Regions from separate parts of the Mus musculus genome. Here regions 2 and 3 are each linked to region 1. The links are chromatin loops, found by intact Hi-C in ENCODE. Cell type or tissue: left cerebral cortex. All regions are shown on one strand. Each heading gives the region's core, and the rest is flanking DNA. Links, peaks and the distances in the headings are about the cores only. Region 1 overlaps Axin2 (axin 2). Region 2 has its middle 35 kb from the start of E030025P04Rik. Region 3 overlaps Gm36876 (a long non-coding RNA gene).

Region 1 (5,649 bases), core at 169-5,168:
CTTCACACCTGCTCGGGACTCAGGCTGGAAGAAAAGCCCCATCTTTGGGGTGTGCTGGTCACTTACCAAAACTGCTCCCCAGGCAGGGGCTCTGGAGCCTTTGGGTGGCTTTTGCATTTGGAGTAGCAATAATAATCTGTTCCCCCAGGACAGAGGCAGCGGACTCTCTGTGTGGCTTCTGCCTCGATCTCCTCCTTGGTCTTGGGGACAGCGTGGTGGTGGATGTAGTGGTGGTGAACGTGCTTCGTCGTCTGTTTGGTCAGGAAGCTCTTGCCTCCAAGGAGGGGGCAAGCAGCCACGGGGGGCAGCTTGCCCCCAGTCGGAAGAAGGGTATGACACTGCTGATGGTGGTGGTGCTGGTGGTGGTGGTCGGGGGAGCGGGACCGTGGGCTATAGCGACCCACACCAGGGGATTGACAGCCGGGGGTCTTGAGGACCCTGGAGAGGTGGTCGTCCAAAATGGTTTGTGGGTCCTCTTCATAGCTGCCGGAGGGTAGGAGGGCCAGGGGGTGCTGGACCGGTGCTCCATCCCGTGAGCTCAGGGCCTGCTCAGACCCCTCCTTTTCTTCATCCTGAAAAGGGAGGACCCAGAGGGGAGGTGAACAAGAAAGCAACGCCTCCGCGCTCCCCCAGTCCATGCACCCGTGGGTTGGCGCACCCATGTACGCATGCGCGTTTCTGCATGCACAGGGTGGAGAGGACGCCCAAGCCTGTCCTACCTCCCGGATCTGCTGCAGCCGCTCCTCCAGACTATGGCGGCTTTCCAGCTCCAGTTTCAGTTTCTCCAGCCTGGAGATGAGCTCGGCGGCGAAGGCAGCAGGTTCCACAGGCGTCATCTCCTTGGGCAGGCGGTGGGTTCTCTGAGGGTGTGGGAAGAAGGCAGAAACCAAGCACCATTAGCAGTCCAGGCAGGCACTGGCCATACCAGCTTGGATGGAGCTTGCGGGGCCCACTGATGTGCGCCAGGTCCCCGTGTTTGAGTGGAGAGTGGGTGGCGAGCCGGCCTGTGCTGCTCAGGACTTTTATGCACCGGCTCTGTGGCCTCATGGAGAGCCATGGTCCCCACCAGCGTTTGCCTTGGGCAGGAGCAGTTGGTCGCACTCCGAGAGGCCCTGCTTGTTCTCTCTGTAGTACAACCAGCCCATCAGTAGCTACTCTGAAGTAGAAAATCTTCAAAGACTGTTGTCAAACATCAAAAAAAAAGGCAGCCCTCTGAGATGGGGAGGGGAGAGAAACCAACTCAAGGAATAAAAAAGTAGAGTCTAAACAGAAAGGGAGTTGAAAATTAAAAAAAAAAAAAATAATAATAAATAAGATTGGAAGAGAGGCAGGGGGGAGGGGAGGGGAGAGTCACCGGCCCCAGATCAGAGAAGAAGTGGTAATTTATTTCCTGGCCTCACACTGGGCACCTTTGAGGTAGTGTTGTCTCAACACTGCTCCATCTCTCTCATTTTTCCCCTCCTCCCCTCCTCCTCCTCTCTTTGTACAGAAAATGAAGAAAGCTGCTGCGGGCTAGTAGCAGAACACTGCTGAGCTCGGCTGCCTGAAGCCGATCTATCAAGGGAAAACGGAACATCTCCAAACCAAGTACGGAATATAAAAAGGCGTCGAGAAAGCCTGCCAAGAACTGCAGGCCGCGAGAACCCCCACCGCCCGGCTTTCTGTCCTTTCTCTGTCATCTCGCCCCCCACTCTGCCCTCCCCACCTCTCCATTTGTTCCTCTTTCCTCCTCCTCTTCTTCCTCCTCCTCCTCCTTCGCTCCCCCCCACCCCTAATCTCCCTCTCTCCCTCTCGCTTTGCCTCTTTTCTTTTGGGGTGGGGAAGAGCAGAAGGCCAACTTACTCTCCAGGCTGAAGAGTCAGTCTCACTCAGTACAGAAACCATTTAGCTGCACCAAGTGAGCGGGGGAGGGAAGGCCCCTGTGTGGATGGACGGCTGTTCTTAGGAAGGCTGCTTCCAGGAACCATACATCCTCCAAAGTTGATCGGCACAGGCCGGGACAAAATCAGCCCATTTATAGTCTTGGGGAATCAAATTTTGATGAACACATACCCACTCACCCCCACACTCAAATATCTTTGTCATCTACAGTATATGGGGTGGGGGGTAGAGATCATAAAATCACTCCCCAAAGCCATCCTAATATGCTAGTTTTAGACAAGGTAAGTCTGCCATTGTCTGTGCCAGGAGTTTCCCAGGGAGAGCTAGCATCTTGCAATGCTACTCAGGTGACCTGGGACTAGAAGTCTGACGTGTTAAGTTTTTTGAATAGAACACAACCATACGAACCGGCTGGATTCTCTGAAGCTGCCGGAAAGACAGCCTTACAGAGACACCTGCTCTCAACAGGATGGCTCTTCTTTCCCCCCTGCACCCTGGGTAGCAGGCTACCGTAGAAAGAGTCCAGCCTGGGCAGGGCCCTCTAGGCTGGCTCCTGAGCCCAGTAGACTGTGCCGGCTGCCCTCAGGGATGTGTTACATACGAGGGAAGGTCCCCAGAGGAACCTGTTACCCTCCCTCAGGCATGGGAGGAGGTTTCTCCAGGGAGGCTCACTTCTAGACCCCCCCCCCCCCACCTGCCCATCCACAGTCATCAGACACAGACTCTAAGAGAGCCCAGCTCTGGAGCTTGGGACAGCTAAGACTGTATATGGGAGGTTATTTTCTTTCCGGGGTGAGCAGGGCACCAGGACATAACGCACAGAGATTCTCCCAACCTCATTCACTTCAGGCTTAGTGAGCGCCTGCCTGTGATGGGAACTGTAGCAGGTCCGGGATACACAGAAGCTAACAGGCAAAACTCTGGGGCTGTGGAGAGGGGGTCAGAGGTTAAAAGCATTGGTTGCTCTTTCAGAGGACCCAGTCTTAATTCCCAGCACCCACAGGACAGCTCACAACCATCTGTAGCTCCCAATCTCGGGGACCTGACGCCCTCTCTGGCCTCTATGAGTACTGCATTCACATGGAACACATATGCAGGCAAAGAACTAGTGCATATACCAGGTATGAATGAATGAATGAATGAATGAATGATGTTTCTTTTGGGGCTCCCTGCCTTTGGGGGGCTTCTAGTCTAGCAGGAATGCAGTGAGCCTACCATGTCATCATCAAGTGATAAATTTTGTTTGCTTGTCTTCCCCCACAGAATTTTCCCATTCTTTGATTCAGGAACTATCAAACGTCACTCCATTACCACCACATCCAAAAGAACCATTTAATTTCCTCAGTCTGGCCATTCCTTTCTGTTCCTTCACTACAGATCTCAGGCATTGCCCCCCCCCCCCACCAGCTCCTGTAATAATTTAGGGCCTCACTACCCGTGTCCTGGTGTCCTGTCGTCTATACTCACCGGAAAATGAGGTAGAGACACTTGGCCATTGGCCTTCACACTGCGATGCATCTCTCTCTGGAGCTGTTTCTTACTCCCCATGCGGTAAGGAGGGACTCCATCTCTAAGGGAAAAGACAAAGTCCACAGGCTCACACCACGGCGACCTCAGCACCTGACATCTCCTGCACGACCCTCCCTGAGATTCTGCCAACTGGAAAGGCCACACGCTTCCCTGGGGATGAGCCGTGCACCTCCAAGTGCAGTCACGTAGGGAAAGACCCATCCAAGACCAAACTCCAAACCCTGCCCGCTGTCATCAAGTAAACTTGTCTCTCCCAGATGCAGGGACATAAAGATCTAAGAGCAAAGCCCCTCCTACGAGGCACTACAAACAAACTCACCCAAACACCCAAGAACCTGCAACATGTCAGACCTCACCGCCCCCTCTGCAGGAGGTCAGCAGGCAGGAGGAGAGACAGAAGGTTCTACTCCTCTTAGGAAGTTGGTACCCTAATAGAGAGTCTCAGGGCAGTGTGCAAAGACAAATGGGTCCAAAGTGGTAACTACCATGACAACGTACAAAGAAGAAAGGGGGGGTTGGCAGGGGTAGGGGGCGTGCAATCTAAAGTTGGGGGTGTGGCCAATGAACTCTGGGTGAGCTTCCTAGGACCATGTCTTTCAATCTATTTTAAAAACAAACCAGGGGCCAGGTATGGAGACACAAGCCTTTCATCCCAGCTGGATCTCTGTGAGTTCCAGACCCACTCTTTAGTGAGACCCTGACTCACAAAACAAAACATAAAAAAAAAATCCAAAATAAAAAACAACCACAATCCTTACTTAGCAAGAGGAAGAGTGAAGAGCTGATACCATTTTAAAACAAAATAAAAACTGTGTCTCAGACTTAGCAGCCTGACTGCAAAGGTGTGACTTTCCCCACTGATGTCCCCTCCGGAGACCCCAGGGGTCACAAACTTCCACACTCAGAGGCTATGATACTAAAACTAGGCTAAATACTAACTAATTACTAAAACCTGATTGCTTCCCTTTCCTCTGGTGTTTCGTTCATCGCAGGAGGGAAAGAACCCTCGTCTAGCCAGCAGAAGTTGCCACTCAAGTGCCTGAGCAGCGGCCAGGAGGAATGGCTGACCTGTGGTATCTTGTCTGTTTTCTGGAAGGTGGCTGGCCTGGACCACAGAACAGGGTCCCTGAGGGGATGGTGAAGACCCTGCTAAGCCAACAATACGACTAATTCCAACGCTGAGAGGAGGCAGGATGGGTAACTACATCAAGGCACACTGGGAGGTGGGAAGAAGAAAGTTCAGAATTGGGGGGCAGGAACTCAAGTTGCATTCCCTGCCCCAGAGGAGGTAGAAGCTGACAGAAAGTGGTAAGTTCCTGACTCTCCAAGGCCCCTGAAGGTGAAGAGGGTTATGCGGGTTTTAAGTCCAGCAACACAGTGCATCTAAAGCTAACTTTCTGAGGACTCCGCTCACTCGCTTTGGAACAACTGTCTAGACGCCAGCAGTGACCTGGGTTCCTCACCGGCATATGAATCGCACCCGACTACAGACAGCCTGGAGCTGCTAGCTCCTGTGGATCAAGTTCAGGTGCTACTGGACACACCTGACACGCCATCAGATTGTGTTCTCACAGAAACCACATTTTATAGGTGACCAGAAATGGTACCTCAGGCTCCCGAGCCAAGCCAGCCACTGCTGACCTCTAGAACAGGTACCGGTAACTCAGCAGCCTGCTTCTAGTATCCACGTACCCTGATGGGCTGAACACGGGGACCATCTCCGAAGCCCCAGGAAGCCATGTGACACTATGAAAGGACGGACGGGACATCTTCTACCGTTAGCACTCACTGGCTGTGGGAATGGTGGGGGCGCGGGTGTCGTCACCCACAAGGCTGTCATGTCCCTGTCCCAGGTTTGCATAAATGACCACACCTCTCATGACCAGCTCTTCCTCTGGGGTCTTAATGGTGGGAGGTGGCTACCCATATACCCCTACCTTGGAACAGGTTACATTAGAGTTCGAGAGTCCTAAGGGGGCCAGAGGTTGGGGAGAAGGTTGAACCCTGACCTCTACACATGCACTGTGGCACACACACCCACACACATGTACACACAATAGTCTGAGGAGAGTCTCCCCAGTCACGCCCCTCAACTCTGCCCTTCATCTGCCAGGCAATCCTTCCTTAGCCATCTTCCTTTCCTCTCAGATAGAAATCAATGTCGACACTTTTGTATCTTGTATGCTTTCTCCATATAATGTAGAGAGAAAAAAAAAAGAGTGTGTGTGTGCACCTGTC
Region 2 (5,649 bases), core at 436-5,435, 240 kb before region 1:
CTATACACATCAGCCTTGCTAAAATTTCTCCTACAACCATTTGGGTTAAGCCTTGCTGTTCCCATTTTGCCAACAGGGAAATTGAGTCCCAAGGTTCCTCGGTAACTTGTGACAGAGAAGCCGAGGAGAGGTGGCTTCTTTTTGTTGTTTTATTTTTATTGAGAGGTCTCACTATGAGGGCCCAGGCTGGCCTTACATGGGGATTTCTGCTTCAGCCTGTCTTTGGTGGGGCTCAGATGACAGGCGTGTGCTACAGTGCTCGGCAAAAAGTGTCTCGTCTGGAAGTCTGGCTCCAGACTGAGCTTGAAAGCGCATCACTTGGCCTTGGGAATGCCCTTTTTTATAATGGTTGTTTGAAATCGGGTCACCTGCTAATATCAGCTGAGCTGGCTCTACTGGAAATGGGTTGTTTATCTTGGTTTCCTGCAGTGCTAGCCGTACAACAGGCATGACCTTCTGCCTTTGCTTACCTGATTGCTTTATGAGCTAACAGTTTCACACTATGATAAATATTTGTAGGAAGGAATGGATGGGGCAGAGGAGGAAACAGTTATCACTATGAAGGACCAAGGGACCTGCTGTGTGTGCATACCTGTGTATTCATGAGTGCGTGCGTGTGTGTGTGTGTGTGTGTGTGTGTGTGTGTGTGTGTGTGCAAGCCTGTGTGTGTGTTTGTGTGTGTATGTAAATGCAGGTGCTCTAGTATCATACATGTATGCTGGGGTCAGAGGACACCTTTAGGGAACATTAGATGGTCAGTTGTCTCCTTCTACCATGTAAAATTCAGGGACCAAACTCAAGATGGTAGGCTTCCATGACAAGTGTCCTTCCCTGCTGAGCCACCTGGCCACTCATCTTAACATAATAAAAGCCTTGGGTAGGCAACTAGACATCTTCAATTTCACTTTCTTGGTCATGGTTCCCAAATTGAAAGCTAAAGCGTCTTTTCCAGTACATGTCTGGTCGACGAGTGCTCAGCTCTGTGGCTTCTGAGTGCAGCCATGACCAAGAACGATGACATGACAAGAAAGCATAGTCCCTTCTCTCTGGGAGTATAACTGTCATACTCAGTTACATAGGTTGCACACTTCACAACTGCAGGCTGTCCTGTTCTCATTCTCCTCCATCAAATAGTTGCTCTGCACAGGAGCCACAATGTATGGCAATAGCCAGGTCAAGGTTGGGTGGGGCGGCGTGTGGATAATTGCAGGACTGTAATCATTGCGGACACAATCTGGCTTATCTGAGTGGCTCTGGGTGTATCCCTGTGCCATATCACAAAGCACCAGGAAGTCCTGACAGTGGCGCCTGGAAGCCTGCCCTGTCTGAGGCGGGTTCTTGAGGGTGTGTCGGCAGAGGCATCGCCCGGTCCACTCGGCTCTGACCATCCTCTAGCATTACGGGAAGTGTTGAGTTCCCTGGTGATGTGGAAAACTTATCAATCCTCCTTGTGGGGGTGTCTGTCTTACGTGTCTTTCTTCTCTACCCACAGGAGGCCAGTGGCACCTTTCATTTTAAAGTGTGAGCATCCAAACTGTCCCGATTGTCCCCAGGGACTGAAGTTGTTCAGGTAGGAAAGGCAATGTGTGTGGAGGTCAGCATCCTCTACCATGTGGCCAGCAGCCACATGCAGGTCAGATATGGTCCAACCTGAGATGTGTGCTCTGACAACCAAATAGACCCCAGAGTTTGGTCAGCCAGTCTGATGGTAAATGTAACACACCTCATTGACAATTTTAAAGCATTGATTCCATGTTAAAAGAACAGTACTTTGCATCTTCTTGGGTAATTCAAGTATTCTATGACATCCGTTTCATCTATTCCTTTCTATTCTTTAGTGTGTTGGGGTGTATGCAGGCATATGTGCACAGCTGCCCAACGTGGTTGCTGGGAACCAACCTTACGTGGATAGTGGGAACTGAGGTTGGTTCGCCTGAGTTCCTGCGACAGCTGGTTACACAGTCCTCCTGCGTAACTGCCCTAGAGCTGCTCCATCAGTTGTTCAGCCCTGCTCTTCCTTCTGGGGTACCCCAGGCTCAGTGCTCTGATCCCATCCCATTAAACCTCCATCAAAGAAGCATCCATGGCTATCTCATGATGCCCCAAGGAAGCCCAAGAAACCCTCTTTCTGGGACACTATCTCCTTGACTGTCTTGTAGGTTGGTGAGGTGAGTTTCTAGCATGTGGCTATCTCTCTGTCTCTCTCCTCCCCATAGCTCAACGTTGGAACTGTATTTTATTTGAATGACATCAGCTCACCAGAAGAGAGAGAGAGAGAGAGAGAGAGAGAGAGAGAGAGAGAGAGACAGAGAGACAGAGAGACAGAGAGACAGAGAGACAGAGAGACAGAGAGAATGCCCCAGGGATTGTTTTACCCATTCAGAGCACAGCCTACAGCAGGTCAGCCTGCCCTGAGCCATCTTGTTCCTCCGTCTGCGTTCCAGAAAGTCACCCATTGTCCATCTGCCTGTGAATGCTTCTGCCCAGAGCCTTCTGGACGTTTTGGCCACGCTATGATCAACCTCACATAGTGGCTGATGCTTTCTCATCAAAGCTGTCCCTTCCCTTTGATTTTTGTCTTTAGGGCAGGATGACAAAGACAAAGGATAAAGGTCCTCTCTGGTCTTCTTAGTTCAGGCTGAGAATAGAGAAGAATGAAGAGGGAGTTTTATAAAAACTGCTGTGTGCACCAGGTTGAAGAACCTGGGCGGGTTCCCAGGGCTTCTGGGCCCTCTGCTTAGGATAGCCAGTAGGTGGCTCTGCTACACAGTTAGGTGACATGAACCAGAAAGCAGGTCTGGAAAGCTAACTCTTCCTGTAACAGGCTGCCTGGGAGTGTTCTGAGGGTTCCTGGGGCTGCCTTCTTGGGAGAAGGGAGGAGAGACACGTTAGGGTTCAGGGGGAATAGTGAAGATTAGAAACACAAGACAAAGTGTAGGGACAGAGCGACGGACAGGTGTGCACAGAGGGAAGGAGCCAGCAGGCCAAAGAAGCCCCAAGAGAGGGCCAGTTCTGTAGGGAGCATGGTCAAAGGTGGCAGGTTAGGAGGAAATTCACATCCCCAGGAGGGAGGCAGAGTCTGGGTTTGATTCTCTACTCTTATTCTAGCTGTAGGGCTTTGGGCAAATGCCCCAGTCTCTGCTTCCTACCCTGTGAACTGAAGATCTAATGCCATTACAGGGTTGTTGGACCATTTAAATGAGAGTCCAGGAGAGAGAGACCTGCCACAAGATAGACATTAGAACTATTTGGTATGGCACCTTGTTGGACACGCGTTAATCAACACCGGCTAAGCAGTGTGCACTGTGCTATGGCCTACATCCTTCTGGACACTCAGGAACTTTTATTTATCTACAGGGGACCAGGCTATCAGGAGACATTGGCTACAAACCTGCATGGCCTTCACCACTCACCTGTCCAAGCCCCACTAAAGAAGCAACTAGGGGACTCGGAAACCAGATTCTTTCAAATTGGAAAGGCTGTAGAGATGTGGTCACTGAGAACAGGCCTGTTTCAGGGCATCAAGAGGAGCCACCATTTATCACAGGAAGAGTCACTGTGTGGGTGGGGAACACTTTAGAAGAAGGGAGGCCACATCCTGGAAGCTGGGATTTCTTCCTTCCTGAGATGTGTGGACAGGAACATGGTCCACCAGGGGACCGGAGGGCTTCTGGCTTAGGGAAGCTCAGGGGCCTTAGCATCCACACCCTAATGCTGCCACTGGTCATGTAGGGCAAGCGACATTAACCCCTTTAGAGCTTACTGCCTGCCATGGAGTTGTAAGTCATCAGTGAATCAGCCTGGGGAGTGCCGGGTAGAGCATGACATCACCACGAGGCAGAGGAAGTGAAGAGGATTGTTAAGATCTCATCATTCCACACGATTTCATTTTAATTCACCTTCGCTTTCAGGGAGGGTCACGGCAGGTCAAAACCATGAAGGGAACTGAATAAATACACATATGCACACACATACCACCTCCCTCCTGGGCGGAGTTATTGCTCATGGCAAGTCTGGGGTGGGGCTTGTCTCTTGGCTTTAAGTCAAATGTTTCTGAAAATTGTTATAACTCAGGCCAGTGGGATGGCTCATCGTGTGAAGGTAGCTGGTTACTTGAGTCAGATTCCCCAATATCCACGAAAAGATGAAGGAGAGAATCAACTTCATAGAGTTGTCCTATCTATACCATGGCAAGAACACTCTGCCTGCCATGAACACACACACACACACACACACACACCACTACCACCACCACCATCATCATCGTCATCAACAACAACAATAATAAATGAAATACAAATGTAAAAAGTATTATAGCTCTTTAGTCTGATGCTCAGGATATAACCCCAAACTGCATTTCTCTAAACATTTGTCAAAGGAATGGCCATGGATCATAGAAATAGAATTTTATAGATAACTAAATTTGGGAAATGTTGAGATAGAAAAACAACCAGAGGGCTCTTTTTAATTTGTTAATTACTATTATTTTACAGTGGAAACGATCAGAGAAGCTCTGAATAGTCTCTAAGTGTGGTGGCACTCCCAAAGGCCAGTATAGTAAAAACACAAACATTTTAAAAATTACACTGTGTGTGCATGCATGTGTGTGTGTGTGTGTAGCGGGGGGCATGTGCTATGGCACACCTTGAGTGGAAGCCAGAGGAAAACCTATAGGTCCTGGTCCTGTCCTTGTCCTGAACCATGTGGATCCTGGGGACCAAACTCCAGTTGCCAGGCTTGGTGGTTAAGTGTCGTTACTTCAGGAGCCATCTCTTTGCTCTGAGAAGTCTTTCTTTTTATGGTTCTGTTTATTTCGAAGACAGGGTATCACTCTGTAGCTCTCGACAGCCTAGAGCTCCATATATAGACCAGGCTAGCCTCAAACTCACTGAGATCTGCCTGTCTCTGCCTCCCAAGTGCTGGAACTAAAAGCGTGCGTCGCCATGCCCCACCTGAAATGTTATTCTTGTAGGAATCAAGCGCCCCCCTTCTTGTTGTCTCAGATGCTTCCTGGAGCTAAATATGGTTTGCACTGTCAACACAATCATCGTATGAAGCAAGCATTCATGTGTGATGTCTATGTACTAGTCAAGCATGCGTAATTACCCACCTGCTCATGCTACATAAAGTCCACAAATAAGCCTGTCAGTACAGTGCATGTCCCTTAATCTGTGTTGATTTAAGTATACATATTTAACATAGATCCATACAAAATGACAGTTCTTACATCTGCCTGATGGGAAAATGAATTATCTTTACTTCTTTCTCAGGCTTATCTGCACTCCATGACTGTTTCCAAATGAACACACGCATCCATAGCTCCGAAGAGATCACTCTTGTTGCGCAACCGGCAATGAGCCATCTACTTGAAAGAGTGCTTCGTCTCTAGGGATTAGCTGCTGGGCCCATCTAATGCCTTAAAACAAAAGGATGGTGTGTGTGTGGGGGGGGGGGGAGGAGTGTGCTCATCAGATCTTCACACGATACTAAATTTGGTGGGGTGGCTCACACTCAGCGAGCCAAGAATAAAATTCAAAACAACCATGACAAATTGAAAACATGGCCCTACAGAAACCGGATGAAATTCAATAGGCCAATTATAAGGTGACATACAGCTAAAAGCAGCCGCCATATGTTAACAGATGAAAA
Region 3 (5,649 bases), core at 300-5,299, 56 kb before region 1:
AACTTAAATGATATTCACTGGGTGGGGGAGAGGAAGCATCATGATGGAAAACAAAGGTGGAGAAATGGTCACTGGTCATGTAAACCATTATTCACTGCTCAATTGGTCAGTTTGGGTCTTGTTGTTGTGTGATACTTGAACTAACTGGTGGTGGGAGAGGGAAGACAATCACATGTGCCCACACACTGTAGGTAGAGATAACCATGAAGCTTGGGTGACAAAACCGATGCCTGGAAAAGGAAACAAAACACTCTAGCCCTGTACAGACTTGTTGGTGATTCGCCACTAGAGTCAGGAGGTCATGAACAAGATGCTCCAGCCAGCCCCCTAGTGCACTGGGACTTGGCTTTTGTAGCTGCAGCATGCTCTGACCTAGTAAGATAAGCAGCCACAGATGGAGCAACTCAAATACCAAGACAGCTTGGCTCAGCACCCACTGGGAGAAGACTTGATCTCCACACATCAGCCTCAACTCTGGACTCTCGCCTGGCAGAAGAACTGAGAATCTGGGGCTGCTCTGCTCACTGTTCCCAGTGCCAAGGCACTGAGGTAGCCAGTGACCAGAAACATCTCAGTTTAAAGTAGAGGAGGAGTCCAGAACCAAGATGGTAGCCCTCACCTCCATCCCCACCCCCATACTCTGATTTTTTTTCTCAGTCCTGTCCGGTTTCCTGGGGTCATGCATCTGTCCTGGTGCTTGGAACACAGGAAAGGGGGGATGGATAAAAGTTGCATTGAACTTGATGACTTTGAATAAAACCTGGTAACAGCCACCACTGGGCATTAGTTTACTCCCTTTGTAAGGGAAACCAAGGCTTTCATCTTCCTGAGAAACAGAGCTTCCAGCCACTGAAAGACATTTCCGTCACAAAAACCATACAAAACCATGGCATCTTCGTGAGCCTATTAGGGCTACCATAACAAAATACCACAGGCTGAGCGACTTAAATAGCACAAAAGTTTTGTACCAGTTCTAGAGGGTAGATAGCCAACCTTGGTTGGATTTCTACAGAAGCTCTGAGAGAGAGAGAGAGAAAGAGAGAGAGAGAGAGAGAGAGAGAGAGAGAGAGAGAGAGAGAGAGAGAGAGAGAGAGAGAGATCTAGCTGCTGGGTCTTCCACATAACTCCTTAATTTTGTCAGCATTCCACTGGTCTCTGACTTCCCAGTAATATGGTGTACTCTTTGCATATCTGTCATCCTCACACAGCCAGCCATGTTGGACTCATTGTCCAATAGCATCTCGACTCAATTACATCTGCAATTACTCTATTTCCAAGCAAAGACATGGTCACAGCTTCACAGCTTCTTAGTCACAGCCTCCTTAAGTGTGGTCATGATCAAGGTTGGCCCATGGCACCTGTGTGTAAGCAGCATGTAGGAATGGCACTGGTGTGCCAGCTCTGCCTTTCTTTCATTTCTCTTCTGCCATCTTGGAGACAATGGACACGATGGCTGGAGCTACAGCTGCCATCTTAGACCAAAAGGCAACTCTGAAAGTCATGCATAAGAAACTAAAAGGAGCCTGGTCCTCGGGGCTCTCTAGCTCACAATCCCCACCCTAATGCTAGGCCTCCTTCCACTGGACATTCATGGAAAGGAGGAATAAGTAGCATCTTAGTTAAGATGCCATCGCTGTGGAGCTGTGTTACTGAACTGAATCCAAACGAATATAAATGGGTCCCTTTCCTATCTTATAATAAGTGATTGATCACTACAGTGTTCCTGGGTGAGATTCGGTGTTGCTGAGACACTAAGAGAGACCCATCTTCATTGGCAGCCATGTCTAGACTTTTCCCTGTCTTTGGGGTTGAAAGTTTTGCTGAAGAACCACAGAGGCTGGCATTATTCCTTCAGACCCATGTCCCTGTGTAAGTAGCAAGCAGCCTGTGACTCCAGATAAAGAGCCTGATGCCCTCCTGTGAGCATGACAGAATATATTCCTAAAGCCTTTCATGTAGTTCATGTAGCTTGTTTCCCTCTAGATTGATGAAGGTGGGTGACAAAGAGGAGGAGGAAAATAGAAAAAAGCAGAACCATTCCCAGAATCACATCAACTCCTCTGCTAGCCTCACCAAAGGAACACAGTTCCTCTGGGGACATGTGCGACATGTGCACAGCCACACAGACTCAGTCACCTGCTGGCCAGGGGACCCTGCTCCCACTTTTCACTGGTATTTCTCAGCTATAGAGGTCAACTTTAAGAAAATGTTGTCTGAGTTTCACAGCCAGAGCCCACCCTAAACTTATATTTAACTTCTCCAAACCCTGTATCTACCTTACTATTGTAGAAAACTATGAACCCCCAGGGCCACACATAAGCTGTTCTGAGTTGTGTCTACAAGACTCCCACAGTATGAGAAACACAAGGTGGTAGGAAAAGAATATGCTTCGTGGCTTTAAGGAGATTGAGATGCCACTCCACAGCCGTGTGACTGTAGGTGCATTCCTGGCCACCAGACAGATTTCTTCATAGAACGGAAAGAATGCCCATTTCATGAGTTTCCCATGGGAACAGAATTGAAACCAATCTGATAACTTATGCAACACATCTAGCAAAGGAGCTGGCTGAATATAAATAGCAATGTTCTTCCTCTTGTTTTAGACAGAAAGCCTGCCTAGTAAGAAATGTAGGGACAGAAATGGGACAAATCAAAATTATCCTTATATATTATCCTCGTATATTGTCCCCAAATCTCTCCTCCTGCCGCTGACCTGGAGCTCAGATGGAGATGGAGGCAAGCTGGGAAATCAAAAGACCTGGGAGCCAGTCCTGACTGGCCATTTGCCAGCTGGGTGACCTTGAGCCAGAAACATAACCTCTCTGGAGACCTAATGAGATCCCACACATGAAAGGATTTTAGAAATTATAAACGACTATACAAACAAAGATGGCGACCCATGCTCACACGCAGCCTGGGCATAGAAGCCATCACTCCACACGTTTTCTTTTTAGAGGACAGCTGGACAAAGGACTGTCCTCCACAAAGGAGTGGAGAAAGCAGTTTGGTTAATGGTCCTTCACCCGGAGGTCACAAGGTGAAAGGTCATAGTAGGGCCTTGTCTTCCAGGGCAATTCCTACTGGGAGGCCGGGAGACTAGCTGCCCTTGCTGAGGCAGAGAGCAACTGGCTGTCTGACCAAAGAAAAGGATACTTTGTTTTTGAGATTCTAGGGGGAAAGAAAGAAGAGGAGGAGGGAGGGAGAAAGTGAGGTTGCCTGAATCCCTCCACAGCCTGTCCCACCCTGCCCCCATACTTCCTAATACACTAGACATTGAGTAGGACTCAATAATGTCTATCGGGTCTTTTTTGTGATGAGTTAGCTTTGAATACTGTGCTAAGTAAACACTGTCTCATTGGATAGTTGCCGGAATGACCTGGCAACTGAGTTTAGACACATTACCCCAGCTGACTCCAGAGCAAGAAGCTTGTGAACTGCACTCCATGGGCAAGTACAGACACCTCAGCGTGGTAGGAAAAGCTGAGCAGGGACAGAAAAGACACCAGCGAGGTCCCTCGGTGCAGAAGACATACACCTATCCCCTTTGCTGACAGCTAGCCCACCTCATTCTTTTGTTATAGGGAACTATCATTCACCAATCAATGAAGAATTCTAGAAACTTGGGTCAGGGTCTCTCCCTACTCTTGCTCCCTTCCCTACACCCAGTTGTTTGTCCAGGTTAACTACTATGCCCAAGGTCAAGCTTTGCAATCCTTGCGGGTGGGTAGTGAGTTTTCTTTGGAGCCTTATCTCTAAATGACCTGAAGATAGCAGGATTTCCACCCCAAGACAGGGTGGTGAAAAGAGCCAACCACTCCAAACAAAAGAGGCTGACTTCCTTGGCCTTCATCATTTGATTGGTGGCTGTATGGGTTCTTATTTCATATCCTCTCAATAAACTGCATGTGACTCATGTCTTTACTTCAGAGACAAGGAATTTGTGTCCATCACCTTGTGTCACTGTGACAAAATGCCTGGCTGATGATTCTTGGGGTTTGTGTCCTTGGCTTTGTTTCTTCAGGGCAGAGTATGATGAGGTAGAGCATCATGGTGGGACCATGTGGTGGAGGGAGGGGGCTCACCGCTTGGCAGACAGGAGTCAGGGACAGGAAGGGTCTTACACGCGTTCTCGCGACCGGCCAGGAAGAACGCAACAAACCGGAATCTTCTGCGGCAAAGCTTTATTGCTTACATCTTCAGGAGCCAGAGAGCAAGAGAGCAAGAGAGCAAGAGAGAGAATGGTGAAACCCCGTCCCTTTTAAGGAGAATTATCCTCCGCCTAGGACATGTCACTCCCTGATTGGCTGCAGCCCATCGGCCGAGTTGTCGTCACGGAGAAGGCAGAGCACATGGGGTGGAGAACTACCCTTGGCACATGCGCAGATTATTTGTTTACCACTTAGAACACAGGATGTCAGCGCCATCTTGTAACGGCGAATGTGAGGGTGGCTCCCAACAGAAGGGGACAGGGCAAGATATGTCTTTGCAGGGCATGCCTTCAATGTTGATGAATTCCTTTCAATGGGCCTCACTTCCCAATAATGCTGCCGTATTATGAATCCATCAAAAGATCCATTCATTGACTAAACCAGAGCCCTCAAAAGCCAATCACTTCCCCCAAAGGCTATTGGGCTGATGCTCAAGTCTTGAACACAAGAGCCTTCAGGGGACATTTAAGTTCCAAATCATATCGAAGTCTGGAAATCAAGAGGGAGAGCCGCTTGTTGGAGATCACGAAGCGAGGAGGTAGGCGAGCTATGGGTTTCTATTGTGACTCATTTCTCCATCTAGTTGCACATAACACAGGGAAGGGTGATGAATGCTGGGGTTGGTGGGGCCCAGATTTCCACAATGACTTCAGAGTAGGAGCATCTCAGATTTGGGCTAAGCTGGGTTTGAGTAGGAAGTCGGGCCAATGGGTTGACATCATTCTTCCATCTTGACTATCCTGGGGGCCTCAGTTCCTCTTATAAAGTAGATGTAACCATAATATCTACTTGTTGGGATTGTTATGAAAATTTCACAGGCTAGCAAATGCAAAGTGCCCAGGGCAAGCACAACGTAGTAACACCTTCCATCATGGAAGGACAATTCCATGTTACCATCATGAAAGATAGTAACAGTTTCTTGAGTGTCTATTCTATGGCATGAACTTCAGGTGAAGTTTTCACCTCTCCTAACTACAATACCATGGAGGAAATTGAAACTCAAGAGAGGACAGGGCAGCCAGATTCCAAGATAACCCCAGGTATTTCTCAGCTCCCTGCATTTATATTCTTCATGTAGCCCCTGCCCACATCAAATATGGCTGACCTATACAACTAGTGAAGTGGTGCAGAACTGAGCATGCACTCAGAGGTTGCTTATCGACAGCCAGCACTGATTTATCTACATGAATGAACCACAAACAGATCCTTCACCTTCTTACCATCTTGAGCCAGTCCCATCGGAAGGGACCACCTGGAATTCCTAACCCACAGAAACTTCGAGACAATGAGTCTTTCCTAAGATTTCCAAGTTCTGTATGTCACAGGGCAGACATGAACAACAGCAACCATGAAGAACTCATCCCAAAATACCAAGACGCAAACCCAGGTACGTCCGGTTCTGAAACCCATGTTCGTAAGGACCACCTTGCGGTTAAGGCAC

The links. Peaks named below come from ENCODE experiments on the same cell type or tissue, not always from the same donor. Only the 100,000 strongest peaks of a DNase experiment are listed, where the experiment ranks them.
Region 2: it touches region 1 in a loop (4-fold over the local background); 2 of 42 quality-filtered maps call a loop at or near these places.
Region 3: a loop joins it to region 1, with 2.5 times the contacts of the local background. A loop is called at or near these places in 3 of 42 quality-filtered maps.

Annotation. Positions count from the first base shown.
Region 1 is chr11:108,937,114-108,942,762 of GRCm38, reverse strand. It overlaps Axin2 (axin 2), which reads right to left. Exons shown (of 11, transcript NM_015732.4): 4 at 3,349-3,451; 5 at 720-860; 6 at 67-572. Among named protein-coding and RNA genes, the nearest start is that of Axin2, 20 kb to the right of the region's middle. In left cerebral cortex, for the core only: a CTCF peak has its summit at 2,929; DNase peaks (open chromatin) are centred at 718, 1,555 and 1,895; H3K4me3 peaks cover 673 bases; H3K27ac peaks cover 2,720 bases.
Region 2 is chr11:109,176,129-109,181,777 of GRCm38, reverse strand. No RefSeq gene overlaps it. Among named protein-coding and RNA genes, the nearest start is that of E030025P04Rik, 35 kb to the right of the region's middle. In left cerebral cortex, for the core only: a CTCF peak has its summit at 2,740 (motif pointing right); a DNase peak (open chromatin) is centred at 2,769.
Region 3 is chr11:108,992,755-108,998,403 of GRCm38, reverse strand. The region is part of intron 3 of Gm36876 (a long non-coding RNA gene); the gene reads right to left. Among named protein-coding and RNA genes, the nearest start is that of Gm36876, 15 kb to the right of the region's middle. In left cerebral cortex, for the core only: no CTCF peak of the experiment used is centred there; DNase peaks (open chromatin) are centred at 2,104, 2,457 and 4,799; H3K27ac peaks cover 2,153 bases.